4 separate regions of the Homo sapiens genome follow, and regions 2, 3 and 4 are each linked to region 1. A link is a loop called in an ENCODE intact Hi-C map of the cell type or tissue named here. Cell type or tissue: Caco-2. All regions are shown on one strand. Each heading gives the region's core, and the rest is flanking DNA. Links, peaks and the distances in the headings are about the cores only. Region 1 overlaps TULP4 (TUB like protein 4). Region 2 overlaps TULP4 (TUB like protein 4). Region 3 overlaps LOC124901447 (a long non-coding RNA gene). Region 4 holds the start of SNORA116 (small nucleolar RNA, H/ACA box 116).

What was found. Peaks named below come from ENCODE experiments on the same cell type or tissue, not always from the same donor. Only the 100,000 strongest peaks of a DNase experiment are listed, where the experiment ranks them.
Region 2: it touches region 1 in a loop (13-fold over the local background); 1 of 110 quality-filtered maps calls a loop at or near these places.
Region 3: it touches region 1 in a loop (13-fold over the local background); 1 of 110 quality-filtered maps calls a loop at or near these places.
Region 4: it touches region 1 in a loop (8-fold over the local background); 1 of 110 quality-filtered maps calls a loop at or near these places.

What each region holds. Positions count from the first base shown.
Region 1 is chr6:158,447,840-158,455,836 of GRCh38, forward strand. TULP4 (TUB like protein 4) reads left to right here. Exons shown (of 14, transcript NM_020245.5): 4 at 1,157-1,337; 5 at 4,295-4,429. Among named protein-coding and RNA genes, the nearest start is that of TMEM181, 110 kb to the right of the region's middle. In Caco-2, for the core only: no CTCF peak of the experiment used is centred there; DNase peaks (open chromatin) are centred at 4,492 and 5,262.
Region 2 is chr6:158,335,582-158,343,578 of GRCh38, forward strand. The region is part of intron 1 of TULP4 (TUB like protein 4); the gene reads left to right. Among named protein-coding and RNA genes, the nearest start is that of SNORA116, 17 kb to the left of the region's middle. RefSeq lists an enhancer at 3,561-4,093. In Caco-2, for the core only: no CTCF peak of the experiment used is centred there; a DNase peak (open chromatin) is centred at 3,860.
Region 3 is chr6:158,293,145-158,301,141 of GRCh38, forward strand. LOC124901447 (a long non-coding RNA gene) reads right to left here. Exons shown (of 2, transcript XR_007059835.1): 2 at 3,628-7,034. It also overlaps a transcript of TULP4 not described here. Among named protein-coding and RNA genes, the nearest start is that of TULP4, 15 kb to the right of the region's middle. In Caco-2, for the core only: no CTCF peak of the experiment used is centred there; DNase peaks (open chromatin) are centred at 3,307, 3,707, 3,857 and 4,737.
Region 4 is chr6:158,318,932-158,326,928 of GRCh38, forward strand. All of the region lies in intron 1 of TULP4 (TUB like protein 4), which reads left to right. SNORA116 (small nucleolar RNA, H/ACA box 116) reads left to right here and starts at 4,051; the gene lies at 4,051-4,197. RefSeq lists enhancers at 4,410-4,479, 6,473-6,522. In Caco-2, for the core only: no CTCF peak of the experiment used is centred there; a DNase peak (open chromatin) is centred at 4,070.

The DNA of each region.
Region 1 (7,997 bases), core at 1,671-6,670:
AATTGGAGATAACTTGCATGATTGTTGCAATGAGATGCTGACGGATAGACAGATCCCATTAGACACAAAAGATGTAAAGTTTTTAATGGCAACCAATGCAGAAACTGCAGAGACCATCACACAAAGCAGAACATAATGCAATGTGATGCACCTCGGTGGAGGTCCTGCTGCCCAGGACCCAAGATTCCTCTCAGGATGTCCCACTGGTGGCACCACTAGTGTTGTTGGTTGGTTGGTGGCGGCAGGGGGGATGTTCAGCAGCTGTGAGGTGCTCCTTTGCTGCTGTCATGGAGGGGCGCATTCAGCCTTCCTCTATCCAGATTGTTCTTTAGCTCTGGCCATGTACCTGTCTGTATTACCCAGCATGCTCCTGAGTATGTGCTCTGAGATGGGTGAGGCCAAGGAAGGTGTCTGAGGAGCAGCCCTCAGCACACTGTGGTAGCAAAAGCCCACCTGGGCCACACCAGCAAAACTAGCGCCTAACTCATGGTTTTGACAATTAATGAGGTAGAGCTTTCAGCATAGTGTTTAGTGCAAAGTAAGTACTTAATATTTTAATACCATGACTACATCCTTAAATTAATTATAAATTAATACATTAATACTATTATTATTCTCAGTGAAGTAAAACATTCAACATTGGAAATAAAACATTGTTTCAGGAGCATCTTCTTTTCCAAATATGGTTATATAACATGCTTACATAACCCAATGTATTTTCTCTTTGGTCAAACATAAACCTAAGCTTTTTCTTCTAAATTTGAGAAAATAATAACAACAAATCTCTGCTGCTTCTTCGTTTTCCAGAAAAGTAAATGAATATTTTCCTAACTCCTCTCCTCCAATCAAAAATACAAAGCAAAACCCCTGCAAATAGTATAACAGAGATTTTGCTGGTATTATTTGAAAACGTTCATGCAATATAATATACTCATTCTGCTGTTAGTCACATTTCAGTATTAAAGGACTCAAATTGTTGCAGGAATAGCCAGCAGAGGTTCTACTTAACATTTTGTGTCACTGTGCTGTTGTTACTTAACTAGCTATTTTTAGTTCTAAATGTATATTGTCTTCCTAAAACAAATCGAGGCAACAAGGTGTGCCAGAAACTGGCCCTTGCTGCCACTTGGTCAGAGGTCCCCATCCTGGATTGCAGGTGCTGTTTGGCACGGCCGATGGGCAGGTGATTGTCATGGATTGCCACGGCAGAATGCTGGCCCACGTCCTCTTGCACGAGTCAGACGGTGTCCTCGGCATGTCCTGGAACTACCCGATCTTCCTGGTGGAGGACAGCAGCGAGAGCGACACGGACTCAGATGACTACGCCCCTCCCCAAGGTACTCATTGGCCCTACTTTCCTTGTCACTGACCAGAAGGACAAGGAAGGGCATCGGAGCAGAGTAGACTGATGTGGAGGAGGGAGGGTGAAGGGCCGCCACACCTACGGCACCCGGGCTTCCTGGGAAGAGTTATCAAGCTGAAATGCAAGGTAGGGCTGGCCTCATCTAGATGTGACTGTCTCCCCGCTGTTGTCCCTTTTCTCAGAATCACTGGTCGAATTGATTACACTTAATTCGCTTAGCTTTTCCTAGATATAAAGTGAGACACATGGCTCTTCCTGTGTCCCTGAGGTATTGTGGGGCTTAGCTGCTTAGTGACAATAAAGAAAGCTAAAGATGAAAAATGCTGTGCTATTATTATAACTTAATATGTGATATATCCAAATCCCCAATGTTATTAAAGCCCGCGGCTTTAGGTGCATGAGAAAAGGATTTGTTTTGCCATAATGAAGGCCAGCACCTTGGGCAGATAACTCTACATTTCTGTCTGTCCTCTTTATTTCAGGCAGAAGCTCTCCTCCTCCTCAGGTCTAAAAGACCTACTGCCTCTCTGTATACTCCAGTTGGTGTTGAGTACTCTTGGTGGGGATGACCTCAAATTCCAGCCACCTTAACCTCTAGCAGGTCCCCAGAATCAGTGTGCAGCACTGGCCCACTCAGTTGGCTCTTCACCAGCATCCCATCCCCTGCACCCATCTCTTTTAAAAAAATTGAGATACAATAATTGTACATATTCATGAGCTACATTGTGATATTTCGATACACATAATGTATAGTGATCAGATCATTTTAGTTAACATATTCATCATCTCAAACATTTATCATTTCTTTGTGTTGGGAACGTTCAATATCCTCGTTCTAGGTATTTGAAACTATATAATATGATAATATGTTATTGTTAACATGTCATCCTCCATGGTATGGAACACTAGAATTTAGCCTTCCTGCCTAGCTGTAACCATCTCGTTTTGGGGAATGGGACTGGCTTCTTGATTAGAAGTGGTCACACTGCCGCAGGCTTCTATCCTTAGCCTAGCACAGCTGTGCTTACACTGCTGTGTGCCCTTCATAGTCAAAGGGCACAGTGGGTGCTTTCTAACCTTTCCTGCCATTGTGGGGCATGTCGTCCTGTGAAGGGCTGTTCCGGGGGAAATTAGAGAAATTGTCTGCCTCCGTTAGAACCTGCAATATTCTCGTGTTGTGTTGTCTTCTCTTTCCTGTCACAGTGTGTTATGCTTCCCAGCAGCAGACACGTATGTGTGTACACACATACTCATTCATTTATTCATTTTAGGAGAAGGCATTCACACATGAAAAACAATTGAGATTAATGGTAGTGTTTTAGGACCAGTGGCTTGGGGGCTTTTTATGGGTATTCCTAGCACCCATAAAGCAATTTAGGAATTAACCATCCCCTTTCCTAATAGGATACCAGCCTTGAGAGAAGTGTTGGTCATATTTCTACAGCCTCATAATAGTAAAGTCAGTGTCTTCATCACATGGACTCAGCATACTCTTAGAACTCCTCTTTAGTGGGTCAAATCTAGATTTACTTGCCCCCATTTTATTATTGAAAAAAAAAAAAGAAAACAAGGGACTGGGCACGGTGGCTCAGGCCTGTAATCCTAGCACTTTGGGAGGCCGAGGCGGGTGGATCATGAGGTCAGGAGATCGAGACCATCCTGGCTAACACGCTGAAATCCCGTCTCTACTAAAAATACAAAAGAAAAAAAAAATTAGCCAAGCATGGTGGTGGGCACCTGTAATCCCAGCTACTCCGGAGGCTGAGGCAGGAGAATGGCTTGAACCCGGGAGGCGGAGCCTGCAGTGAGCCAAGATCGCGCCACTGCATTCCAGCCTGGGCAACAGAGCAAGTCTCCGTTTCAAAAAAAGAAAAAGGAAAAAACAGAAAAGAAAAGAAAGGAAAAAAAAACAGGACTCAGAGACCAAGTTTATAAAGCAAGTCCAGAGTAAATCCAAGAACAGAATTCAGTCCCTGGTTGCTCCTCCAGGCAGTTGCCCTTCTCAGAAGCAGGGGGGGCAGTTTAGAGGATGACAGGTGTTCACCTTTCACGTGCAACAGGGTTCTTCTTAGTGGCCTAGGGAATTTGAGTGTGGAGGTCGGTATAGTGCAGTGTCATGATGTAAAGCAAAGCAATAACTGGGCTTCCTCTGCAGACAACTGGCAGGTAGGCCCACCTCGATGGCTGCTAAGATGAGCCCAGTGTGGCTGTGAAGCCTACAGGAGCCTTCTGAAAACGTTGCTCTATCTAGGCATCTAGGAAGGGCTTACTTTTGCTTTTTCAAACACCCTGTGAAAGACCAAGTCCATGGTCCATCATGGCCCCTTCCTTAATGTCTGCATGAGGCTCCAGAGCAGGGTTTTCCTTATGCCGGCTGTGCTCCGCAGGTGCAGCAAGCCTCTATGAGCCACATTTAGCCCAACCTTCTCTCCAAATCTGGGCTGGCCTCTGTGGCTGCTTATTTCCTGTAACATTCAATGAAAGAGGATTTAGAAAGAGGATTTGGAACTTGAAAAGCAACTTTTTTCTCTCTTAGACCAGAATTAAGAAAATGTTTTTATCCCTCCTCCTACCATCCTTGGATGTTGTATGACATTAAAATAATTTATGTCTATATGTCATTAGAACCGTGTAACACATTAACATCAAGTTAGTAAACTTTCACACATATTCTCACCACTCACCAATTGCCCCCAGGGCTATGTCCCTAGTGTCCTGCTTCTTACTCACAAATTCTCTGTTAGTGCCCACTGATGGCCCTTGTGTAGTTCCTGAATGATATAGAATGTTTCATTCAGGTAGCATCCCAATCCAGAGTAGGATCTGCATTGTCAGGCAATTTCTAAGGCACCATGCAAGATTTCAGCTTTGGGAACCTGGATTTGGGTGGTGTGCTTCCCTCCTTTTCACTTGGCACTTGTGTTCCTGCAGATGGTCCGGCAGCATATCCCATCCCAGTGCAGAACATCAAGCCTCTGCTCACCGTCAGCTTCACCTCGGGAGACATCAGCTTAATGAACAACTACGATGACTTGTCTCCCACGGTCATCCGCTCAGGGCTGAAAGGTACAGAATGCTGCACACACCCCAAACCTGCAGACCGGGCCTGTGTGTGCTTGCCTCAAGGCCGGTCTTGTACACTCTGTGCTTACTGATTCCTGTCCTCTGTGGTGACACCTTCTGGGCTTCATGGAGTCTGTTAACTAAAGCCACTCCCTCTTCACTCCTTTGCTTATCTGATAAGTCCATACCTAGTCTTATCTCAAAGGGAGATTCCTGACATTCAGTCTTTGTCTTAGCCTGCTCTTTTCCTCACTATGACAAGAATGATCCTCTCTCAGGTGTACAGGTATGTTTGCATCTGGCTTACGCATGTCTGCACAATAAACGGACTGCAGCACCTGCCATCCCTAAGGCAGCAGATGGTGCACAAGACATCATTTACACAGAAGCCCCTGTAATTTTAAGAATCTGACAGTCTTATTAAGGAACTGATCATCACTGTGCGATAAAGTTACCTTGAAAGACTTGTGGAGGTTCTGCAATTACTAGACTGAGGCATTGTTGTGAAGGGCAGCAGTCAAGTGCTGATACCTTCCTGATAGATATTATGAGTGTTGTTATCTCAAAAGAAAATCAGTGGGCATAGGCATTTGGAGTGTTGTGAATTTTGCAGTTCAAGAGTACTGTTGATGTTGTTGACCCCATTGATGTGAGTTCTATGGAAAAACAATCTGTCTCTTCAGGGTTGAATGGTACAAGGTAAAAAGGTTTTAAAATTCAATACCTGGGCTGCCTCTGACCCTTGATGTTTAAGGGACCTCCTGTAATCTGAATGAGGATATAGGAGACAAGCCAGGAACTTTGGTGTAACTCGCTGCTGTCATTCAAAACTGGCCATTGGTCTAGGGAGTCATTACCGTGCGCTACTGCTGCTTGCCTGAATTATTCAGCAGTCACAGGGATGTAAAGAATCAAGTCTAGGCTGGGTGCGGTGGCTCATGCCTGTAATCCCGGCACTTTGGGAGGCCAAGGCAGGTGGATCACAAGGTCAGCAGTTCGAGACCAGCCTGGCAAACATGGTGAAACCCCATCTCTACTAAAAATACAAAAATTAGCTAAACACAAAAAATTAGCCGGGCGTGGTGGCGGGCGCCTGTAGTCCCAGCTACTCGGGAGGCTGAGGCAGGAGAATGGCATGAACCCGAGAGGCAGAGCTTGCAGTAAGCCGAGATCACGCCACTGCACTCCAGCCTGGGTGACAGAGCGAGACTCTGTCTCACAAAAAAAAAAAAAAAAAAAAAAAAGCCGGGCACGGTAGCTCACGCCTGTAATCCCAGCACTTTGGGAGGCCGAGGCGGGCAGATCACGAGGTCAGGAGTTCAAGATCAGCCTGGCCAACATCGTGAAACCTCGTCTGTATTAAAAATACACAAATTAGCTGGGCGTGGTAGCAGGTGCCTGTAATCCCAGCTACTCGGGAGGCTGAGGCAGGAGAATTGCTTGAACCTGGGAGGCGGAGGTTACAGTGAGCTGAGATCAAGCCACTGCACTCTAGCCTGGATGACAGAGCAGGACTCTGTCTCGGAAAAAAAAAAAAAAAAGCCAGGTGTGGTGGCGTGTGCCTATAGTCCCAGCTACTTGGGAGGCTGAGGCAGGAGAATCGCTTGAACCTGGGAGGCGGAGGTTGCAGTGAGCCAAGACCGCACCACTGCATTCCGGCCTGGGCAACAGAGGGAGACTCCGTCTCAAAAAAAAAAAGAATCAAGTCTATATACTTAACTGTTGGTTGGCAAGAATCATACCTGCCTCTGCACCGCCCCCCCCCAAGTAATTACTCTATTTTTAAACTATAGAATATTTTTAGAAACATATTACATACCCTCTTTTGGGCATCCCAATCTACTGTCTCAGGACTGTAATTATAAGGAATTACTTAGGCTGTAAAGTCCTGAGGGACATGAATGACGTTGAAGTCCTTTTTATCACACATAGGCCCTGGTAGGAGTTGAGTACATATTTTTTGTGGTGATGATGAACTTAAATTCCTGTGCTTGTCTGTAAATTTTTTTCTGAATGTTCTGTCTTTCATGGAGCTAAAACACAGGATGATCAACATTAATTCCTAATGTATTTATAATCCATGCTTAACTTTTTTCTTCAAAATTCTATTTTTAAACCTTTAAACCAAGTTTATTAATTTTTTGAGAACCTGCCTCTAGTTCAGGAATCCAGAACTTGGTTTCTCTACCAAATATCTGGTGAAGGCTGAACATAATATAATTACCACTCAGTTCCTTTTTATTCTTTACGGGGGAATTTTTCCAGTTTTTTACCACCCTGCTTATGGAAACTTTATTTTTTATGCCTTGAATATGCCCAAGGTATTGGAGCAACAGTTCTCTCTTTTTTTTTTTTTTGAGATGGAGTTTTGCTCTTGTTGCCCAGGCTGGAGTGCGGTGGCACGATCTTGGCTCACTGAGTCTTCTGCCTCCCAGTTTCAAGTGATTCTCCTGTCTCAGCCTCCCTAGTAGCTGGGATTACAGGCGCATGCCACCACGCCTGGCTAATTTTGGTATTTTTGGTAGAGATGGGGTTTCATCGTATTGGTCAGGCTGGTCTCGAACTTCTGACCTCAGGTGATCCACCCGCCTGGGCCTCCCGAAGTGCTGGGATTACAGGCGTGAGCCACCATACCCATCCTGGAGCAGCACTTCTAACGTTTTGCAACCATATGTGCAATATAGGTAGAAGGATATGTTAGGTAAGTTGGGGAGGTGACCCAAAGTAGCCCTCCCAAATGTGAAATTTTTTTCCTTGAGTTTTCTTCTAAAAATACAGGCAAATTTAACATTTTTTTTTTTTTTTTTTTTTTTTTTTTTTGAGACGGAGTCTCGCTCTGTTGCCCAGGCCGGACTGCGGACTGCAATGGCGCAATCTCGGCTCACTGCAAGCTCCGCTTCCTGGGTTCACGCCATTCTCCTGCCTCAGCCTCCCGAGTAGCTGGGACTACAGGCGCCCGCCACCGCGCCCGGCTAATTTTTTGTATTTTTAGTAGAGACGGGGTTTCACCTTGTTAGCCAGGATGGTCTCGATCTCCTGACCTCGTGATCCACCCGCCTCGGCCTCCCAAAGTGCTGGGATTACAGGCGTGAGCCACCGCGCCCGGCCAAATTTAACATTTTAATTATTACCTAACTAGATATCTAAATCTAACCTAAAAATGTTTTCAGTTATTTACAGGATGCTTTCAGCGGGGTACGGTGGCTCACGCCTGTAATCCCAGCACTTTGGGAGGCTGAGGCAGGTGAATCACCTGAGGTCAGGAGTTCGAGACCAGCCTGGCCAACATGGCCAAACCTTGTCTCTACTGAAAGTACAAAAATTAGCCAGGCGTGGTGGTGCATGCCTGTAATCCCAGCTACTTGGGAGGCTGAGGCAGGAGAATCACTTGAACCCGGGAGGCAGAGGTTGCAATGAGCTGAGATTGCGCCATTGCACTCTAGCCTGGGTAACAGAGCAAGACTCCGTCTCAAAAAAAAAAAAAAAATTATTTGCAGGATGCTTTTGTTCTGTGTCTTCCTAGTTTCAGAAAGTTAGATTAAATCGAAATGAGCTGGTGCCATCAAGTAGG
Region 2 (7,997 bases), core at 1,706-6,705, 110 kb before region 1:
ATACTAACTTCATTATTTTCTGATTTATTTTGTTCCTTCTGTAAAAATAGGCAGATGTGTGTGGTGTATATTTATGTTTTCTTATTTTCTTCTCTGCCTTTGACAAAAGGACTGTTTTTGCACTTCGCTGTTTTCGTTTAACATCTGGAGATCATTCCATGTCAGTTCATGTGCATCTTCCTCATTTCTTTTTTACAGCACATGGTGTGCCATTATGTATACACATATACTACTGTATATCGTAGTACTATATTTTACCCAACAACTCTCCAAGTTTGAATGCTTAGGGAGTTCCTGTATTTTGCAATTACAGATAATGCTGCAGTGAATAATTTGTGTGTATGTTGGACGTGTATCTTCAGGGTAAATTCTTAGAAGTGAAATCGCTGCATTGTAATGTGAAGACATATATAGTTTTCTTAGATATTGCCAAACTTCTTTCCATAATGATGAACCATTTTGCATTCCCAGCAGCAATTTATGAGAATACCATTTTCTCCCACAGCTTCACCCATAGTATATTACCAAGCTTTTACATTGTTGCCAATATGGTAGAAGAAAATGGCACTGCAGTGTGGTTTTAATTTGGATATCTCCTATTATGAGTAAGGTTGAACATATTTTCAAACATTTAAGGGCCATTTTAAAAATCTTGTGAATTGTCTATATCTTTCATCTATTTTTCTATAGAAATTTTGGTCACCTTCAAATTGTAAAATGTCTATGTATATTGGAGACAGTAATATTAGTCTTTTATCTGTGGTGTATATTACAAATGTCTTCTCTCAATTTGTTAACTTTGACTTTGCTTAGTGTATTTTTTGCCATGCAGAAGGTTTAAAACTTTTTTTTATCTAGTCAAATTTGTCAGTCTCTTATTGCGCTGGATTTTGAGTCATAATTGGAAAGTCTTTTTCCACATGTAAGTGATAGAGGAATTCACCCATATTTTCTTGTAGCTTAGAAAAAGACTCAGAAAAAAGAATACTATTGGTAAGAAAATCAACATGTATTTTGTCCTCATTAGGGGATTTTTCATTCATGACTTCCTTATAGCAGGACAAATACTAATCAAGCACTTTGAGACCTGCCAGGCAATTTGTTTTTAAATGCCTTCTAAAAATAGATAAAGAACAGAGAGATAACTAACTATTCAGGTAAAGTTAGAATTTCACTTAGGGACAAAAATGGGAATATAAGTCATTTTTTTAAAACTTTGATTTTTTGGTCTATTTTGAATTAGTCCCTATGACCAATTCACTTCTTTTTTTTAAGGTTCTTGCCTGTTAAACGGGTCATTTTGTTTAAGATGTTTTCTTCCTGATTTCATAGAGCATTTTGCTCAGAATAGAATCCAAGTCTCACTAGTGTCTTAGAGCTCTGTTCATTTTATTGCAGGGCTGAAGTTATTTGGAAAGGAAAGGTTATGAGCTGTAAAATTTTCTTTCTTTCTTTTTCTTTCTTTCTTTCTTTCTTTCTTTCTTTCTTTCTTTTCTTTCTTTCTGTCTCTCTCTCTCTCTTTTTTTCTCTCTCTCTCTTTCTTTCTCTTTTTTTTTTTTTTTTTTTTTTGAGACAGAGTCTTTCTCTGTTGCCTAGGCTGGAGTGCAGTGGTTCAATCATGGCTCACTGCAGAGCATTAATTTCCTGGGCTCAGGTGATTCTTCCACTTCAGCTTAGTAGCTGGGCTACAGGTGCACACCACCATGCCCAGCTATTTTTTTGTATTTTTTGTAGAGATGGGGTTTCACCATGTTGCCCAAACTGGTCTTGAACTCCTGGGCTCAAGAAATCCACCTGCCTTGGCCTCTCAAAGTGCTGGGATTACAGGCATGAGCCACCACTCCCGTTCAGCTGTAAAAATTTTTAGCCTTTTCTCCCTGATACAGACTGAAGCAATGGATAGTGAATGCATCTGTGTGTGAAACAGGTGGAGGACTAAAAATAGGTCCTCAAATACCTTTCTGCCATCAGTGTCACTAAAGCCCTGGCACTGATTCCCTTCCTGGAATTAAAGTGAGTACAAGAAGAAATACATGATTTACCTTTTATTTTAAGGCACCAAAGCCAAGTCCCTGCACCCACAGTGTGCAAACAAATAGAAACAACAAAGTGTCAAGTGCACTGGATACCAATCAATCGACTTATCTGACCAATACTCCTAAAGACCAAGAGTATTCAAAAATTATTTCTAGAAAGAAGTGAATGTTTGATTTTTTTTTTTTAAAGCAGTTAAGCACTTTTGGGACTGAAACAAAGGTACTAAAAGTAGGAAACAGAAGAAACCAGAGGAATATCGAATCTTGGAAAGGCCTTAGAAACCATCTCATTTTTAAGATTAAGAAAATTAAAGGCTAGAAAGTAGCTGAAGAAAGGTCAAGTGGGTAAAGTCACACTTTCACCCAACCTGTCTCCACCCAACAGTGAATTCTCATGACTCTGGCCGTAGTTATTGAAGGGTAGGTACAATTTAGGGCCATGAAACAGTCAAGTTACTGGTCTCTATGGTAACAGTCTTCAGAGCACCTGATGGAAGCATTTCCATACAAGTCACACTTTATGTATTTATTTATTTTTGAGACAGGGTCTTTGCTCTGTCACCTAGGCTGGAGTGCAGTAGTGTGATCATAGCTCACTCCAGCCTTGAATTCCTGGCCTCAAGTAATCCTCTTCCAAAGTGCTGGAATTATAGTCAGTCTTCCAAAGTGCTGGAATTATAGATGTGAGCCACCCCACCCAGCCCAAATTATACTTTAAAGTGTAATGAATAATAACAATCAAAAACAGACATTTAAAATGATAGGTGTAAAGGACACATAATTTAGTGAACATGATATTGCAATTAAACCTTATTTTGGACACTCTCATGCAGCCAGCTTATTGAAGTGCATGTCTCAGTCTGCACCTGCCAGCTCATTCTGGGCCAGTCTCTGCTAAAGGAGTGCTGCTGAGGTGTGAACCGTTCCAAAGCTGGGCAGTGACCCTGTATCCTTTGCGGAATTTAGCATTCCACATTTCCGCATACTAGAGGCTGGTTTGATATTTGTGACATTGAATCAGCCATGTTATGTTGCACCTGCAGTGGGGAATAGAGAGGCTAGCAGGTTGGAAGGTAAACTTGGCCCAGGGACCTAAATTACTACTTTGGGGTAGAGCCAGGACCAGAGAGGGACCAGGTGGGATTGGTAGTTACAGGTAAAGAGGGTACTCTGCAGGTGGGGAATGATCACATTTCCTGAACCTTGCTTTTGAGATAGGTCTTGATTGACAAATATTCTCTCTGGCTCTGGGAAATGTTGCCTCACTTTGTTTTCAGAACTCCCTTCCTGTGAGTCTCTGATGACAGCTCTTCTCATGCAGGTATAAGCCCTCCTGAGCGGGCAGGCATTCCCTGTGCTTGCATGTAAGACTGAGTCTTACACTTGGGAAAAAGTCTTGCACTTGGGAAAAAGAAAAAAACACATTGGTGTGCCAGATATCAGGGGAACCTGCCCCCAGTAATTCAACGTGAGTCCTTTTCTATTTTCCCTAAGTGTCGGCCAGTCTGAGAAATAAAGGAAAAGAGTACAAAAGAGAGAAATTTTAAAGCTGGTGTCCTGGGGGAGACATCACATGTCGGCAGGTTCTGTGATGCCCCCGAGCCGTAAAACCAGCAAGTTTTTATTAGCAGTTTTCAAAGGGGAGGGTGTTACGAATAGGGTGTGGGTCACAGAGATCACATGCTTCAAGGGCGACAAAAGATCACAAGGCAGAAGGTCAGGGCGGGATCACAAGGTCAGGGCGAAACTAGAACCACTAAAGAACTTCTGTGTCCCGCTGTGCACACATTGTCAGCGTTCAAGAGCAGAGAACCGGTCTGACTAGAATTCGCCAGGCTGGAATTTCCTAATCCTAGCAAGCCTGGGGGTGCTGCAGGAGACTAGGATGTGCTTCATCCCTATCTACATCTGCATAAGGCAGACACTCCTAGGGTGGCCATTTTAGAGGCCCCACCCTGGGAATGCATTCTTTTCCCAGGGCTGTTAATTATTAATATTCCTTACTGGGGAAAGAATTCAGCAATATTTCTCTTACCCATTTTTGGTAATAAGAGAAATATGGCTCTGTCCTGTGCGGCCCACAGGCAGCCAAACTTTAAGGTTATCTCCCTTGTTCCCTGAAAATCACTGTTATCCTGTTCTTAAGGTGCCCAGATTTCATATTGTTCAAACACACATGCTCTACAAACAATTTGTGCAGTTAACACAATCATCACAGGGCCCTGAAGCTACATACATCCTCAGCTTACAAAGATGACAGGATTAAGAGATTAAAGACAGGCATAGGAAATCACAAGAATATTGATTGGAGAAGTGATAAATGTCCATGAAATCTTCACAATTTATATTCTTCTGCCATGGCTTCAGCTGGTCCCTCTGTTCGGGGTCCCTGAGTTCCCGCAACAGGCCGTGGAGCTCAGGATACCTTAATTGTATTGGCCAGGTGAGCTTAGTTGATGTGGATCTGCTCGTGCAAGGTGAGTTGACCTTACTGTAGGCAGTAGGACATGTTCAGAGATCTGTAATTTCATTTGGTGGAATGTACAGTAACCTTGATAATTTGGTGACTAGAGAAAAATGGGTTTTTTGGGGGGAAAGAAGTGTATCAGAATTGTTTTATAACTAATTAGCCATTAAAATGAACCTGAAATAGTAGTATAGACATGCAAATTGTAGGACCACTCCTAAGTGTTGAGTATAATCATATTTATTGAATTAAGTCCTCATTAATTTAGCTTTATTTTCTTATGTTTGTTCCTGAGTGTGCCTAAGTGAGTCTTTCCCTCCTGCCCTGACGCTGCTTGGGCCCTCCTCTGTGTGCACACAGGGTGAGCGTGTGTGGGTGTGCATATCTCGTCAGCTGATATTATCCCTCTGGAGGAAAGGGGTGGTTCCACAGAGTTGACCGTACTGCTCCCAAACCAGGCCCTGCACCTGCATTGAGTCCTGGGTCTTCTGAGAACATGTTCTGATGTCCTTCCCTAGCCTGCCCTCCTGGAGTTCCCTCCTCAAGATGCACCTTCTCTCTTTCTAAGAGGAGAAAAGGTGACTCCGCTGAGTCCTACCTCCTCGACAAAGCGCCCTGACCACTTGGACCCAGTGATTCCAGAGAGTCCTTCGCAGGCCCTCATCCTTACTGTTTGTACCACTTGCTGGGCATATAACTTACTGCCTTCTGTTATTTTTAGGGATGTGTGCACATCTTGCATCTCTAGTTTAACAACGGTTGCTTGAGTTAGAGCCTTTGTGGGATTGCTGAGCTGCTTGAGAGGGCACAAATGAAGCAAGACTGAGGAGTTAAAGAATTTTAAGGCTCTCTCTGTTTTTTTGTGTGTGTTTTTTTGTTTGTTTGTTTAAGCCTTTGCAGAGCCATGGATTTTCCTAGTATGCTACTGAACACTAGATCTTATTCCTTCTATCTGACTGTATTTTTATGCCCATTAGCCATGTTCTCTTTATTCCCTCCTCCCCACAACCCTTCCCAGCTTCTGGTAACTGTCATTCTACTCAGAATCTCCATGAGGTCAATTTTTTTCTTTAGCTCCTACGTATGAGTGAAAACCACACGTCATTTGTCTTTCTGTGCCTGGCTTATTTCATTTAACATAATGTCCTCCAGTTCCATCCATGTTGTTGTAAATGACAGGAGTTCACTTTTTTTTATGGCTGAATAATATTCCCATGTGTGTATATGCCACACTTTTCTTTATCCATTTAACTCTTGATGGACACAGGTTAATTCCATATCTTGGTTATTTGACTGGTGCTACAGTAAACATGGGAGTACAGATAACTCTTTGACAAACTGATTTCCTTTGTTTTGGATATTTACCTAGCAATAGGGTTGCTGGATTGTATGGTAGTTCTATTTTTAGTTTTATGAAGATTCTCCATACTAAACGTTCCGTCCAACAATATATGAGGGTTCCCTTTTCTCCACATTCTTGCCAGCATCTGTTATTGCCTTTCTTCTTGGAAAAAGCTGTTTTAACTGGGGTGAGATGGTATCCCATTGTAGTTTTGATTTGCATGTCTCTGATTAGTGATGTTGGGCATTTTTTTTTCATATACCTGATGGCCATTTGTATGTCTTCTTCCAATAAATGTCTGTTCAGATCTTTTGCCAATATTTTAATTGTATTATTTATTTTTTCCTATTGAGTTGTTTGAATTTCTTATATATTCTGTTTATTAATCCCTTGTCAGATGGGTGGTTTGCAAATACTTTCTCCCATTCTGTGAGTTGTCTTTTCCCTTTGTTTATTGTGTCCTTTGCAGTGCAGAAGCTTTTTAGCTTGATGTGATTCCCCGCCGCCTCTGAGCTGGAGTCTTGCTCTGTCGCCCAGGCTGGAGTGCAGTGGTGCAATCTCAGCTCACTGCAACCTCTGTCTCCTGGGTTTAAGCAATTCTCCTGCCTCAGCCTCCTGAGTAGCTAGGATTACAAGGATGTGCCACCACACCTACTAATTTTTGTATTCTTAGTAGAAACAGTGTTTCACCATGTTGGCCAGGCTGGTCTTGAACTCTTGACCTCATGATCCGCCCATGTCGGCCTCCCAAAGTGCTGGGATTACAGGCGTGAGCCACTGCGCCCAGCCCAGCTTGGTGTGATCTTATTTGTCCACTTTTGCTTTGGTTGCCTGTGCTTTTGAGGTCTTACTCAGGAAATCTTTGTAAGGCTCTTTCTATTTTGAAAGCATGTTTAAGAACTTGCTGCACTTTAAAAAGTTGAGTTTACATAAGATTGTAATATTTATCAACATGAGTCACATTTTCACTTTCTTGTTCATTTGCACACTTTAGATCTAAATGCCGAGAACTAGGTTTTTGTTTATATAGCCTCGGTTGTCTCTGGAAGGAAAAATAGTTCCACGTGCCTGATCCATTCAGAGATGTAATTGCATAGCCTACCTGGTAGCTTAAGCATATAAGTTTCCTAGAATAATGAGACAACTAATGTACAATATGTGTTTTAAATTTTGTATTTGATACTTTAAATACAAATGCAAGACTGTGTGCTCAGTTGCCTATATTTACTGACTTCTTGAAAGGGTGGATTGAAGGCACCATGGCATAAAGAATGTAGGATTTGGACTCAGACCTTGAATCAGTTGTTAGTTCTGTCACCTACTAGCTGTATAATCTTCAACATGGCCCCTTAGCTGTAAAGCAAGGATAAAAAATCATATAGGGCTGTTGTGAGGATTAAGTCGAATAATGTATATTTATTTCATATATAAAATATCTGGTACAGTGTTTGACCCTAAGAATAGGCTCAATAAATGATCACTGCTAGGCTTCCTATAGTGAACGATGAGATTAAAAATAAATGTGTGTGTGTGTGTGTGTGTGTGTGTGTGTGTGTGTGTAGGCACTGCCTCCACCAGGACAGCCCCCGGGTGATGTGTAGAGAATCTGTACCCACCACAGCAGGGAAAATGGAGGACAAAGGGGGTTCCTGTGATGGCGTGTTCAGGGGCCTCCAGGAGGAGTAGGAGTTGTGCATGCTTGGAGCCCTGTGTGAGCGCGCCTGGGCTCTGTATGTTCTTTGTCTATGAAGGGGAGGGGCTTTGACTCCACAGGGGAGGTTTGCTGTAGTTCCTGTCAAAGGGCTGAGCTAGACTGGAACTCAGATTCTGGTTGAAACTGTGTCCAAAATGGTGTTGTGATTTAGATTCTTCAAACTTGGTTAGTTAACTCATTGCTGGTCTGCTTTTTCTTTTCTTGTGTTTCTAACCAAGCCAAATGCAACGGAAGGTAATGCAGGGAAGGGAATGGTGAGTGTTACGGGCTGAACATTTGTGTTCCCTCCTAAATTCAGCTTAAACCTTAACCTCCAAAGTCATAGTGTTAGGAAGTGAGGCTTTGGGAAGTGATTTGGGTCATGAGGATGGAGCCATCACGAATGGCCTTCTTAGGCCCTAGAGAGCTCGCACCCTCTTTCCCTCACATGAGGATACA
Region 3 (7,997 bases), core at 1,210-6,209, 160 kb before region 1:
CATATTCTCAGAATCGGCTATTGAAATCAGCCATATAAAGTAAATAGGGAGTAGCTTTCCTTGAAAATACACCTCTTTGTGATTCTCTGAACTTGGCAGTGGACCTGTGGCCCTTGTGGCTTTTGCTCACAGGGCTGAAATGCCCACAGCCTTGGGCTTCCAAGTGGCTGGTGTTGACCTGGGGTTCACACACAGAAACTCATTCAGTTCATGTTTATTGTTTCCCACTTCCCTAAACTGAGGCAATGTGCCATGCTCAGTACCTTATTGAACACTTAATTCAGTGCAGGGGTACTGGTGGGAATTGCAGGTAGCATAAAAATTGGAGTAAAACATAGCCTCTGTTTATGAGTATATGATTTAGGTAGGGATAATTAATTAAATAAAAAATTACCTCTACCACAGGCAGAAAGACCCTTGCTATATGAGTCTGCTTATGTGCTCAGTGCTTCTGTGTGCCACACCTGAAAGAGATGGTTGTGTTCTGAATAAGACAGAATTCTATAGACTCCACCTCTGTAAGTTACAATGCAAGTCAATGGGAAAATGATTTGAGACTACCACAGTTGTAGAAACACATCTTTTGAATAATCCTAGTCATACATTATTTATCTCACTAGCACGTTTTGAGAATTAGAGGTAGAAAATGATAACACAATAAATATATAAAATCATTGTTAAATCCCATTACCTTTGCAGGGATGTTAGTTTCTTCTGGATGTATGTGTTTCCCTGCGTTTGTCAATAGCCACATAACGAGTGGCTACTGAGAGTATTCCAGCCTTCAAAGGCAGGCTCTGAGTGCAAATTTGAACCAGCCTCGGGGCAGCCATTAAAACTAATTAGGAAACAAAACTACCTCATGCTCAGTGAATATTTGTAGGTTCTGGAAAATTCTGAAAGGAAAGGAGTGATTCTAATTAGAAGCAGGTCATCGGGCCAGGCGCAGTGGTTCACTCCTGTAATCCCAGCACTTTGGAAGACCGAGGCGGGTGGATCACCTGAGGTCAAGAGTTTGCAACCAGCCTGGACAACATGGTGAAACCCTTTCTCTACTAAAAATACAAACATTAGCTGGGCGTGGTGGTGGGCACCTGTAGTCCAGCTATTTGGGAGGCTGAGGCAGGAGAATCGCATGAACCTGGGAGGCAGAGATTGCAATGAGCCGAGACCGTGCCACTGCACTCCAGCCTGGGCGACAGAGCAAGACTCCATCTCAAAAAAAAAAATAAAAAAAAAAATAAATAAAGCAGGTTGTCATAGTTACTTTATTTAAAAAGAAATGCAGAGTTCAGGACCTGCTTCCATCTGTGGACAGAAGGGCAACGAAGGGAGGCCTGGGTGTGGAGAGGAGGAAAAGGGACAGAAAGCACAGGATCCCTGTTCCTAGGTAGTAGAGCTGTGAGGACGTCCTGTGTCCACATCCTCCATGGGTCCCTAAGGTAGCAGAGTCAGCCTCCCAGGAGGAGAAACTGGGATGTGTTTGATTCAAATCATTAAACAGGAAATTCTCCTCCTCCTCCTCTACTTCCTTCTCTTCCTCCTCCTTTCTTCCTCTTCCTTCTTCCTCTTTTTTCTTCTTTCTTCTTCTTCTTCTTTTTTTGAGACAGGGTCTGGCTCCTGTTTCCCAGGCCTGGAGCACAGTGGCGTGATCTCAGCTTACTGAAACCTCCACCTCCCAAGCTCAAGCCATCCTCCTACCTCAGTCTCCTGAGTAGCCGGGACTACAGTCATATGCCAGCATGCCTGGCTAATTTTTGTAGAGACTGGGTTTTGCTATGTTGCCCAGGTCCTGGGCTCAAGTGATCTGCCTGTCTTGGCCTCCCAAAGTGCTGGGATTACAGGCATGAGCCACCTTGCCTGGCTTCCTCTCTTTCTTTTCCTCAACCTCCAAGCAAACCTGTAGTCAAAAGCTGAAACATTAGGGTGTTTGCATATTTTATTGAAAATTTTCTACTGTATATTTTTGTCTTGTTTTGTGTTCATCTGACACGTGTATATTTTTTTCCAAATCTACTTTTCTGTTTAAGCACTGTCTTACATTGTTATCCTTTAGAAGAAATAGAACTTTGTTCTGAAGTTTTATATCCATTCATTACTGTTAATGTGCATTTTCTTTGTAGACACCTTAGCTTGAGAACTAAAATAGCATCTTTATGCTTTATTGGAATTTTCTAGATTGGGAGAGTACCCCTTATGGTTGGATACAATAATTTAAAAAAAACTTCCTTACTAATTTTTCTAAAAGTCCCCCAGGTCTGATGCCTAATGTAGTTCACAGCTTGTTAAACCTGTTTATATCAAGTTTCTCAAGTTAAAAAATTCTCAAATTAAAAAAAAAACAAAACTTACTTGTTGTGAGATATACATACAGAAGCATATGTTATAAAGTGTATATATGTAATAAAGAATAAAGTGAACACCCCGTAACTACCACCCAGGTAAAGAAATATGGCCAGCATTGGCCAGGCATGGTGGCTTTCGCCTGTAGTCCCAACACTTTGGGAGGCCAAGGTGGGCAGATCACAAGGTTGAGAGATCGAGACCATGCTGGCTAACACAGTGAAACTCCATCTCTACTAAAAAATACAAAAAAATTAGCCGGGCCTGGTGGCGGATGCCTGTAGTCCCAACTACTTGGGAGGCTGAGGCAGGAGAATGGCACGAACCTGGGAGGCAGAGCTTGCAGTGAACCAAGATTGCACCACTGCACTCCAGCCTGGGCAACAGAATGAGACTCCGTCTCAAAAGAAAAAAAGAAATATGGCCAGCATACAAGCAACACACCTTTGTGTGCCTCTCCCGGCTCACAATAGCCACCCCCCAAATAAGCAACATGCTGCTTTTTGTAATATTTTTTCTTTTTAATTTTTAGTCGTACCACCAATGTATTCTCTATTAACTGATAAAATTAGTTTGGCTTGTTTCTGAACTTCATATAATTGATTCATATTATAGGTATTCTTTCATAAGATCCTTCCTTCCCCTTCCTTTTTTCTCTTTTTCCTTTCCTTTTCTTATTTTCTCCTTCCTTTCTTTCCTTTCCCTTTCCCTTCCCATTCCTTTTTCTCTTCCCTTTTCCTCATGGCTCACTGTAGCCTCGATTTCCTGGGCTCAAGCAATCCTCCCATATTGGGGGAACCCGCCCCCAATATTTCAACGTAGGTTCTATTTTCCATAAGTGTCGGCCAGCTGAGAAATAAAGAGAGACAGTATAAAGAGAAGAATTTTACAGCTGGGCCGCCGGAGGTGACATCACATATTGGTAGGACTGTGATGCCTGCCTGAGCCTCAAACCAGCAAGTTTTTATTAAGGGTTTCAAAAGGGAAGGGGGTGTAAGAACAGGTAGTAGGTACAAAGATCACATGCTTCAAAGGGCAAAAAGCAGAACTACTGATAAGGGTCTAACAAAGATCACATGCTTCTGAGGGAACAGGACAAAGGGCAAAAGCAGAACTACTGATAAGTATCGGGGGAACCCACCCCCAATATTTCAACGTAGGTTCTTTCTATTTTCCCTAAGTGTCAGCCGGTCTGAGAAATAAAGAGAAAGAGTACAAAGAGAGGAATTTTACAGCTGGGCTGCCGGAGATGACATCACATATTGGTAGGTCCATGATGCCCCCTGAGCCTCAAAACCAACAAGTTTTTATTAGGGATTTCAAAAGGGGAGGGAGTGTATGAACAGGGAAAAGATTACATGCTTTAAGGGGCAAAAAAGCAGAGCAAAGATCACATGCTTCTGAGGAAACAGGACAAGGCAAAATCAGAAACTCCTGATAAGGGTCTGTGTTCAGCAGTGCACGTATTATCTTGATAAACATCTTAACAGAAAACAGGGTTCGAGAGCAGAGAACCAGTCTGACCTGAAATTTACCAGGGCTGGTGTTTCCCAATCCTAGTAAGCCTGAGGGTACTGCAGGAGACCAGAGTGTATCTCAGTCCTTTTCTCAACCGCATAGGACAGACACTCCCAGAGCGGCCGTTTATAGACCTCCCCCTAGGAATGCATTTCTTTTCCTAGGGTCTTAATATTTAATATTACTTGCTAGGAAAAGAATTTAGTGGTATCTCTCCTACTTGGCACGTCCATTTATAGGCTCTCTGCAAGAAGAAAAATATGGCTGTATTCTGCCTGACCCCGCAGGCAGTCAGACCTTATGGTTGTCTTGCATTGTTCCCTAAAATCGCTGTTATTCTGTTCTTTTTTAAGGTGCACTGATTTCATATTGTTCAAACACACATGTTTTACAATCAGTTTGTACAGTTAACGCAATCATCACAGGGTCCCGAGGTGATGTACATCCTCAGCTTACGAAGATAACGGGATTAAAAGATTAAAGTAAGACAGGCATAAGAAATTATGAGAGTATTATTAGGGAAGTGATAAATGTCCATGAAATCTTCACAGTTTATGTTCAGAGATTGCAGTAAAGACAGGCTTAAGAAATTATAAAAGTATTAATTTTAGGAACTGATATATGTCCACGAAATCTTCATAATTTATGTTCCTCTGCCACGGCTCCAGCTGGTCCCTCTGTTCGGGGTGCCTGACTTCCCACAACAGATAAGGGTCCAACAAAGATCACAAGGCAAAGGGCAAAAGCAGAACTACTGATAAGGTTCTATGTTTAGCGGTGCACGTATTATCTTGATAAACATCTTAAACAACAGAAAACAGGGTTTGAGAGCAGAGAACTGGTCTGACCACAAATTTACCAGGGCGGAGTTTTTTCCCACTCTAGTAAGCCTGAGGGTACTGTAGGAGACCAGGGCGTATCTCAGTCCTTATCTCAACCGCATAAGACAGACATTCCCAGAGCGGCCGTTTATAGACCTCCCCCTAGGAATGCAATTCTTTTCCTAGGGTCTTAATATGTAATATTCCTTGCTAGGAAAATAATTTAGCGATACCTCTCCTATTTGCACATCCATTTATAGGCTCTCTGCAAGAAGAAAAATATGGCTGTATTCTGCCTGACCCCGCAGGCAGTCAGACCTTATGGTTGTCTTCCCTTGTTCCCTAAAAATCGCTGTTATTCTGTTCTTTTTCAAGGTGCACTGATTTCATATTGTTCAAACACACATGTTTTACAATCAATTTGTACAGTTAACACAATTATCACAGTGGTCCTGAGGTGACGTACATCCTCAGCTTACAAAGATAACAGGATTAAGAGATTAAAGACAGGCATAAAAAATTATAAAAGTATTATTTGGGAACTGATAAATGTCCATATTAAAATGAAATCTTCACAATTTATGTTCCTCTGCCGCAGCTCCAGCCGGTCCCTCCGTTTGGGGTCCCTGACTTCCCGCAACATCTCTCCCTTTCTTTTTATATAAATGTGCCATGGCGATGAAGGCTTGTTCGTTCTCCCAGTTTTGACACAGGATTCTTTGACTGGTCTGGCACATGGTATCCAGATTCCTTCTTGATCTCGAACCAACATTATACTTTTCCTGGAGTCAAAACGGGAGTTAACACAAGTGTATAAATGACAATTAATGCATTGGACAGTTTGATTGTTCGTCCAAATTTTGATATTTTCCACTAACAGCATGTAAGGAGGCTTAACACAACTCTGTATAGGAGTAGTCAGGTTGGCGGTAAACAAAGCAGAATGTTTGAGTCTACGTTGATACTGAGGGAGAGGAGCGGCAGTGGCAATGCCCAATGTTCTGCGCCACAAAGAAGCAATCCTAGGTGCCCGGGGATGCCGAACAGGTAGAGGAGCATACCTGGGTCAAGAAGAATTATCATAATGCCAATTGGAGTCCCATAAAGGAGGATCAGCATCAAAAAGAGGGAAAAGGTTCAAAGGGGATTTATCATGGAGTTCAGAATCACGGATGCAAGGGGCGGTAGTGGGGACAACAGACAGAAACGTTTCCCCTTCCCATACTTGCAGTCTGGACATGGCAATAGCCAATTTCCAAAGTTCTGGGTGTTCTGGGCTCGGAATGGGGAGTATCCATACTAGGCCTCGGTCGGGGTGGGGGGTAATGCCCTTATCTTCCTGTTTTAAGGAAAAGGACGAGCTGAACCTCCTATGCCAAGTAGGATGATGATCCTCGTCATCCCAATAAGAAATATAAAATAAGTAGCCTCCAGGCATTCCCTTCTGCCAGAGGAGCAATCGTTTTTTAAATAGCCCTTTGGTGCCCAGTCTATTACTAAACCATATGAGTCATTTTTTTTAATACTACTGCATGTGAATTAACACAATCTTCCCAAATTAAAGTTTTAGATGGGCCCTCAAAATTTTTAGGACATGGTTTTCCTACAGGTTTATATTGAAGGTATGGGGTATCTCCTATTACTCCCCCTTTCATTTGTCTTAAAGGAGAAAGGGAGAGGCCGGAGACCAAATGTCCCCATTCCCTTGTGGCTGATCTCTCCAGAAGGTAAGCAGCCCAGACTTGAGTTTCTAGATGGATACAACCAGGTGCATGTCCAAAGCCCAGAGGAGGGCATTTATAACCCATAGTAACATTAAATGCAGTGCTTTCTTTTCCTGGTTGAGCAGGGCAATGTTCATCTGTAGCTCCAGGCAGCCACACACGATATCGTTAGCATAGATTTCCACAGGAGCATCCATCCAGGTGAGAGATTGAATAAGTGGGGGAAAAAGCACATAAGCCTAATAAGAATAATTTTGTGTAGCAGGTAAATCAGTTTGAGGGGAAACTGGTAAGACAAAGTGTAAGGGGGAGAATTATTAAATAAAACCTATTATAAGCGAGATCCAGTGCTAAAGGAGGAAGAGAAGAACAGGGGGATGTTATTTTCAGGCTAATAGAAATGGTGAGATTTTTAGGTTCTTAAGGAGAAAAAGGGAATTAGGAGAAGTGGGATTAGTTAGAGGGGTCTCTGTTGCCATTAGGGAGGATTGAACCACACCCATTTTAATTTGGCGTGCCAGTTTCTGAGGAGTCGGCACAGATCTCACCAGGTATGAAGGTGGTCTCTGACGCAGACGTCTCTTCCCTATGGTTTTTATTGTCAGTATTCACACGAAGTTTAAGTCTCCTAGTGGGCACCCAGACAGGGGATTGATGATCTCCTGGTGAAACACAAGCATACCCTCTTCCCCACGTTGTAATTGTTCCAGCTTCCCAGGTATTGGTCTGGGAGTTTTTCCCTAACACTGGCTTGCCTTCATTTAGGGAGAATTTTTTGCCTGTTCAGCTGCAGTCAGAGTATGTCTTTAGGAACATTTAGAAAGTTTAAAGTAAACAATGCTAAATGTAACTGGGAGTGGGGAGTGGTTAAATTATGCTTTTGTTGCTCAGACTGTTTGGACAATTGAGTTTTTAAAGTGCAATTGGCCTGTTCCGCCACAGCTTGTCCCTGAGGATTGTAAGTTACTCTGGTAATACGGGAAATTCCCCATTGTTGCATAAATAAATCAAAAGCCTTACTAACATATCCAGGGGCATTGTCTGTCTTTATTTGATATGGAAGCCCCATAACTGCAAAGCAAGAATACAGATGTCTTTTAATATTGGCTGTGCCTTCCCGTTTGGCAAGTAGCCCAAATAAAACCTGAAAAGGTGTCTACAGAAACATGTACATGTGAAATTCTGCCAAAGGAGCTAACATGAGTCACATCCATTTGCCATAAATCATTAGGAGTTAGGTCTCTGGGATTAATGCCAGGTTCCTGATTTGGAAGTACAAAAACTTGGCACTGAGGGCAGTGGTGGACAATAAGCTTAGCCTCCTTCCAGGTGAGAGCAAATTTATCTTTTAATCCAGCAGCATTGACATGAGTGAGATTATGGAACTCCTGAGCTTCTCGGATTGCAATAGAGACCAGTCGACCTTATCGTTACCAGCAGACATGGGTCCCAGTAGAGTGGTATGAGATCTAATATGTGTAATATAGAAAGGGTGTCTACGTTGGCGAACCGCCTGTTGTAACCTTGAAAATAAAGAAGCCAATTCAGAATTACCAATATGTTTGATAGTAGCGGTTTCTATATTTTTAGT
Region 4 (7,997 bases), core at 1,649-6,648, 130 kb before region 1:
GACAGGGTTTTGCTGTGTTGCCCAGGCTGGTCTCAAACTCCTAAACTTAAGTGATCCGCCCACCTCAGCCTCCCAAAGTGCTGGGATTATAGGTGAGAGCCACTGTGCCCAGCTCACGATTGTTAAATCTAAGGGCTCTGAAAATAGCAAGTTTTTGTATAATTGTTTCAATGGCAAGACCTGGCCTGGACTGATGTGAAGCCGCTGGTTGTTGTTATTCCATCACTTCAGCTGCAGAAATACTGTGTTTTATTATGGGGGCTGCCCAGACCTGTGGGTGGCACTAGATAATTGACAGGAGCTCCCCTTGTAGGACTTTGCTAAGATTTAAAAAATTCTGAATTCAAAATACTTGTCTCTAAGGATTCTCAATCAGGGGTTGTGAACTTGTGTCTTCATTTAAGGGAATCATCAAAAGAAACCTTGGGTTTTATTTAATTTGGTTTTTCATTTCCGGGAAGGCTGACATTTAACTCATCTCTGCCCTTACCTTATCTTCACTCCCTTCTACCACAAGAAGCAGAAAAACCCTGTGTCCCCACCGGCCATCCCTTAAGAACACTACTGAAAGAACCATTGCAAGATTTTATTTCTGGCCACGGAACTAACTAAATTGAAGGGGTCAGATCTAGTCGTCTGCTAATTTCACAACTGAATTAAAAAGGAAAAAAATCTGAATGAAAGATAATTTATTTCACCCTCAGCTAGTATGTAAAATCTGTTTTATATTATGTAAGTATTTAACAAATCTTAACAGTTTTGGAATTATAAATGTATTCAGTTAGATAAATTGAATCTGAAATTAAATACTGTGATAAATGTTTGTCTAGTCTTTGAGACTAGTTTGCCTTTCTCACATTGTGTATTCTGTTGTTAGAAATTTGTGATAAAATGGTATTAGCTATATTTGCCAGAGTTAAACATATAGTAGAGGAATTCTTATCCTGTGATACATAGCTTCATATTTGGTAAATATGTTAATGGTTCTAATCAGATGGTGAAAATATATGCCCCCCTCAATCCTGAAAGCACCTTTCATAAAAAAGAACCACTACCACAAAAAATGAATGATCAGCCAAACCAACTTTTCCCAAAGCAACTTTCTATGGCATTTGGGGACGGAAACAAAATAATCCTTTTACCAGTATCTCTTTTGAAACCTTTGATTAGCAGTGTTATGGAAGAGGAATAGATGTGTGCTTACCTACTGAAACTCCAAGGGGGACTCTTCGTGGCTGGCTGAGAAGTGATGCTTTTTTAGAATTATTTGTCCTTTTACTGTGAAGCAGTAATTCAAGAAAGATGAGTTTTTCTTTTAAAAGAGTCCTCAATAGGTGGGCAGGTATGTCAGGCAAAATAATGATTATGTTCCATAATGAAGATTATTTCAGAAAATAATTACTTGGGAATGTTTTTATTCTATGAAACAATTTCTTACAGATATTGTAGATGTCGTGCAAATTAATCAAGGTTATTTGTACTGATTGTCATTTAACAGGAATTTTTTTTTTTTTTTTTTACACAGAGTCTCACTTTGTTGCCCAGGCTGGAGTGCAATGGCGTAATCTTGGCTCACTGCAACCTCCGCCCCCCAGGTTCAAGCCATTTTTCTGCCTCAGCCTCCTGAGTAGCTATGATTACAGGTGCCCGCCACCACACCCAGCTAATTTTTGTATTTTTAGTAGAAACGGGATTTTGCCATGTTGACCAGGCTGGTCTCAAACTCCTGGTCTCAGGTGATCCACCCGCCTCAGCCTCCCCAAGTGCTGGGATTACAGGCCTGAGCCACCATGCCCGGCTAACAGGATTTTTTTGACTTGAGAATAAGCAGGCAGCTATGTGTAGTTGCTGGAATTCGTTTTGTTATAAGGACACGACTACTGTAGCAATGGTCTCACCTGATTTCTTGGATTGGGTACATCTTCTCCGATATGCTTTCTCTGACCCTGCCCCTTGTCCCTGTTGTACACTTAACAGACTTCTCTGGTTGCGCTGATCATGCTTTATTATAGTTATCTGCTTGCCTCGTTTGGTAAAACTTATTGGAAGATCAATGTACCCTGTCATTCTTAACTTCCTCACCTCTCATTGTTTAGAATATCAATTATTTATTTATTTTTTAAAAAAATTTTCTTTAACTTTTTGGCCCACTTCAGTGTGCTTTCTTTCCTTATTCTACTGAAATGAACTCCTCAATGACCACACATTGCTAAACTCATAGGTTTTTGGTGTTTTGTTTTTGTTTTTAAACTGCACTTGATGTCTCAGTAGCATCAGTAGAATTGAAATGTTGTCCAGGACACCAGGCTCTCCTGGTTTTCCTGTTACTGTTCTGGCCTCTGCTTTCCGCCTTTCTTTGCTGGCTCTGCCTTTTTTTTGCCTCATCTTTAAATGTTAACGGGCACCAGGCATGCATATTTTTCTGTATTTCCTCTCTATGTTGGCTTTAAATCTCCCTACATGCTATGACTCCAGATACCTCTCTCTGTCTGCCATCTCCTTCTAGTTCCAGACTTCATTCTCCAACTTGATATATGAGATACAAAAGTGGACACCAGTCAGGCCTCGCAGACTATCGGTCACCCAGACAGAACTCATTTCCCCCCGCCCCTTGAACCTCAGATCAGTTCCATGCACTGTTTCCCCATTTTAGTAGATGGCCCAAGACCAGCCAGTCAGTTCAGCTCTCAACTCAGGAATCTCCCTGCGCTTCCCTTGTCCCCAAGTCTTGTTATTAGCAAGACCTCCCACTGTATCTGACTTCCAGATAATATCTGAAACGTGCTCACTTCACCACCATGCCTAGCATAAACCTCCTCATGAATCTCTTGACTTAAACTCTACTATTTTTCTATTGTGGAGGACTCAACAATCTATGTTAAGTTTTTTAAGTGTTTTAAAAATATTATAAAAATTTACTTCTAAAGTACTTTTCTTTTTCCTAAAAACATTGTATGACACATCTTAATTCCAAAAAGGATGGGAATTTCTAGATTGTAAGAATGGTCTCCCTTGCAGTTGAAAGACCCTCCTAGTACCATTGTCTGATTCACCCTCTCCTGAAGAAGGCCCAGAGCCACTGGGGACTGGCAAGCCAGGTTCTGTGTCCACCTCACTGTGCATAGTGATGACCAACTTTCTCAACATTCAGAGAGGTTAGAAAACCATTTTATTTTGAAACATTTATACAGTATTTAAAGTACTTAATCTGTACAACAGTTTTAGTGGGAAAAGTTGACTCATTTTGGATTAAAGCCAGCAAAAACTCACTGCAGCTCTTTTATCTCTCATAAATTCTACATAGAAAGTGACTTTTAGTAGATTTGTGACCAACTAAGGTATTATAATGGTGGATATAATGGAGGGCTGTTTTATTTCCTTTAGTGATGGCCTGTTCTTTTTTCCTTTCTGTTTCTGTTTTTCCATATCTTGATTCCAAGAAGTTCTAGCTTTACCTGTCCAAGTCATTCATTAGTTTACTCAAGTCAGTAGTAAGTTGAAAATAATAATTCTCTTCTATCAGAGTTGTAGAACCTGAGATAATATGTTTTTGGAAGGGCTGTGAAAATGGTATATAAGTGATGAAATAGTAAAGTACTCTATACCCTTTGTACTTAAAGTAATATACTTAAGTATATTACTTTCCAGTCCTTACAATACCACTTAGTACCTGGAAATTCAGTTACTGTTCTGACTCATGAGGTTAGAAACAGTGTTTGTTGATTTTTGTTCCTCAGTTTAGATTTGAAAACACATGCATTAATTTTTAGCAGGTATTTACTGCATCTCTGTTGTGTGCCAGGTGCTGCGTGTATTTGCCACTGTCGGGGGGCAAGAGAAGTCCCAGCTTATACCTCATGGAATCTACAGTCTAGCATGAGGGTGAAACGTGGACTTCGCCTTCCTCTATTTGCATTTCCATTAGGAAGAGAAAGCAAGCTTTCAATTGTTCAAAGAATGAAGAATGAGGCTTCCTAGAGATTGTGTGGTGAAGATGATCTTTGAGCAGGGCCTTGAGAAATACTTAGGATTTAGCACGTTTAGCGCGTGCTTTTCTCAGTGGTGCAAGAAGATTAAGCCACATTCTGGCTTTAGAGAGGCATTTCTGAGAGAGATGAAGGACACTTCGTTCCCCAGCCCCAACCTAAGCATGTGACTGTACTCACCTTGTCAGATGCTGTTGGAACCTGGCTGACAAGGACAAGGACCTATGCATTTTTTCCTGCCCTGGAACAAAATTGCCCTTGTTGGACAGGCAGTGATGTTCTGTGCGCCTTTTGACTATACTGTGAAATGTTTGTGGTTTGTAATGGGGATTTTATCCATCTGAGCATGCTACACTTTTTATTAGTTTCCATGGCAGATGGTTAAACTAGGGTGCTGCCTTAATAATTTGACTTATGCAGGTGCTCAGATATGACTGTTTCTGTGCTTAATGTATTCAGCATGTGGTTGTAGTCGTTTGAAAAGTTACATAATCATGTGTTCATGACCTGAGTTAGAGATAATTTATTAGTGACTCAGCATTAATGACTCATTTTATGCAACTCTTCTGGTAAAGCAACGTTTCTGTTCATGTGAGCATATTGTAGCATGCTAGGTGACCACATCTACCTTGTTTCCTTCCTAGGTAGTACCTTTAGGTATTCCATTACAGGAGGGCTGCCCCACTCCCGGAGGTGCATTGAATACAGAGAGGGCATAGTTGGTGGAGAAAAGCCCTCCTTGGGATCATCTGTAGCTGGTAATAGGGACTGAGAAGCTCAGGGCTACATCATGGTTGAATGTTTGTGGATTCAGTGATCTGCATGGCAGGTTTCAAAACCATATAATGTTAAGAGATATGAATTGCAAAACCACAACCCCTCAGACTTTTCTATACAGTAAGTCCTCAATATTGTTAAGTTCTTGGAAACTGCAGCTTTAGGTGAAACAACACTTAGTATGTAGTATATACGTAGGATCTTTTTTCTTGTTTATATCAGTTAGCTTAAGGTAAAATTGTTTTCATATGCAGGTCATTTTTGCTTAAAGTTCAGCTTCTAAGAACCTATCCTTGAAGTTAAGTGAGGACTTAACTGTACTTTTTGCAGGTAAATTTACTGTATTGAGCGAAATGAATAGTGGAAACTTACCTAGTTTTTTACCCTGGAAAGGAATTTAAACCGATAAAATGCACTTACTAGAATTTGATGGATGTTCCGCTTTTATCTGCCAGCTTTATCACGAAGGATTTCCTCAGTGGGAACACTGAGAGAAAGGATCTGCATAGTGGGACTGGAAGGGTGGAGTAGTGTGTGAATGAAGTCAACTAGGTATTTAAAAAATATTCTTACATTCCCTGACTATAGCCATAATTAACGTCATTGTCCTGGTGAGTCTGTCTTCTTTTTTTAGACCAAGTCTGAAGAAATGGGTGGCAGATGTTGTACTGTTCTGATGTACTGCAGAGTGCTATAGTAGGTCAGAGGATGAAGCACTGTGGACCAGTGTGGTCAGGGAAGCTTCCTGCAGAGTCAGGGAGTGAGCTGGACCTTAATGTTCATTTCGGTTCCGTAAACATTTGAGAGCTCGCTCTAGGCTAGACTCTGTTGGGCTTTGGCTCTACAGTGGTGAAAAAGGCACTGTTCCTGCCCAGATGGATCGTCTATCGTGTGTCAGAGGGTGGATATTGTTTGCATGGATATAATGTTGTCTTTGCTGATGACAATTGCCATATATATTCCTGTAATTTGTGTGTGTGTGCTATGTCCATTATTTAGTGTAGCCCTCATAACATCTCTCTACAGCTTTGTATTAATATCCTTGCTGTACAGTTGGGGAACCTGAGGTTCTGAGATGTTAATGAAATTGTCTGAGGTTGCAGAGCCAGATGATGGCAGATCTGAGATTTGAATTTGTGTCTGTGTGTTTTTCTATCTATAAGACACTGCTTCAAAAAGGTGAAGGGAAGAGGCACCCTTAAACAGAGTTATGAATGACTGTGGTATGTGTGTGTTTTGGACATGGAAGAGTTTGGTGAAGTGTTGGAGAGTAGTGGAAAGCAAAGCGGGATCGACAGGTGGGACCAGACATACATAGTCATGATTATAAACAATAGTAATAAATGTTTGTGGCATGAAAGAAGACAGTGCTTTTGGTTTGGGCCGTATTCCAAGACCATAAGAAGACTCTCATATTCAAATAGAATTGTCAAAAAATCAAATGTGAGTGTAAAAATTACCATTCAATTCAGTGCATTTTTTCACCAATGTGGATAACTGACAGTTGACAGCACTGGCTATGCTTAATCAATTATGGAAATAATAGTCTTAAAGAAGTAACAGACATCAGTCACCATGATACTATGATAATGTACACATGAGCCTAACTCTTAATTGTAGCCAGTTATTGTAAACTGAAGGGATTTGAGGAACAGCTTTTCTTTTTTTTTTTTTTTCAGACAGAGTCTTACTCTGTCTCCCAGGCTGGAGTGCAGTGGTTGAATCTCGGCTCACTGCAAGCTCTGCCTCTTGGGTTCATGCCATTCTCCTGCCTTAGCCTCCCGAGTAGCTGGGACTACAGGCACCTATCACCACGCCTGGCTAATTTTTTGTATTTTTAGTAGAGACGGGATTTCACCGTGTTAGCCAGGATGGTCTCAATCTCCTGACCTCGTGATCCGCCCGCCTCGGCCTCCCAAAGTACTGGGGTTCAGGCGTGAGCCACCGCGCCCAGCCGAGGAACAGCTCTTCTTTTAAATGTCTTAGGAATTCTTATTTTGAATAAGGAACCTTTCTAGCAAAGAGGCAGAAATGAAACTTTTGTTTTATATTTAGGTCAGAATTTCATTTCACCTAAACTGGCTTATCTATTTTTATACCAAAGCTCAGTAGTGTGAGTTAATTTTTTATCACTGTAATAGTTATACATATTGGTAAATGCTAAGAATGAAAAATAGCAATGTTCTAACTCCTGTCTCCCCCCCTCCCCCCACCTGTTGTCCTGGCCACTTAACAAAGGCTCATACTATTATTTTTTTGATGAATCAATTTTAGGATTTTGTCTATTGACTTCATTCCCATCTCGTTAGGCTGAGATTTAGCACTCTTCTCTTTCTTTCATAGTCACTCAACCCAGCTTTGCCCTATCATCTAATCATTCCAGTATTACTGTATCACAAATATTGGTTATTATTCAGTGTTTACACTGTTTAAACTATGTCACTGTTATTCCCAGATGAGCCAAGTAGGGTACTATGATTGTATTCCTTCATTATTTAACTCTTTTCTCCTCATGATAAAAATTTCCCCCCCAGTGGTTTAGTTTATCTATTGCAAAACCTTCCTACATCTTCAGCATAATTTCATACATTCAAACCAATTAGATGGTTTATCAGTTCATTTTTTTGTTTTGTTTTGTTTTTGTTTTTTTCCTGAACACCTCCATCTGAGAGTCCTTTGTCATCCTTCTGCTCTCTGGATTGGTTGCTCAGTGGGCCTGCTGCCCAGGTGATTTCCTGAACTTCCTTTTAATCATCATCTTGGGAATTCTCTTTGCCCCCTATTTATTCCACGTGTCGTTTATGGAATCTTGTATTTTTTTGGTTAAACTCCTTTTTGTTGGAACATAATCTCCAGTATCTTCCTAAGAAAGTATTTGTAAGTCATAAAGTATAAGACTTTTAATCTCTGTAAATGTCTTAATTGCTTTCACACTTGATAGTTTGGCTGGGTACAGATTTCTAGGTAGTTTTCTTCAGAATTTTGTCTTCACATTTCCAGAGTTTTTAGAAGCATAGTAGTTAAGAGCTCAGGCCCCGGAGCTAGACTCAGTTTACGTTCTAGCTCCATCACTTAGTAATGCCATGACTTTAAATATATTATCTAATTTATCTTTATAGTTGTCCCTTGACTATCATGGTTTGAACTTTGTGGATCCACTTATATGTGGAATTTTTTCAATCAAATACGGATCAAAAATACAGTATTTCTGGGATGCAAAATCCATGTTTATAT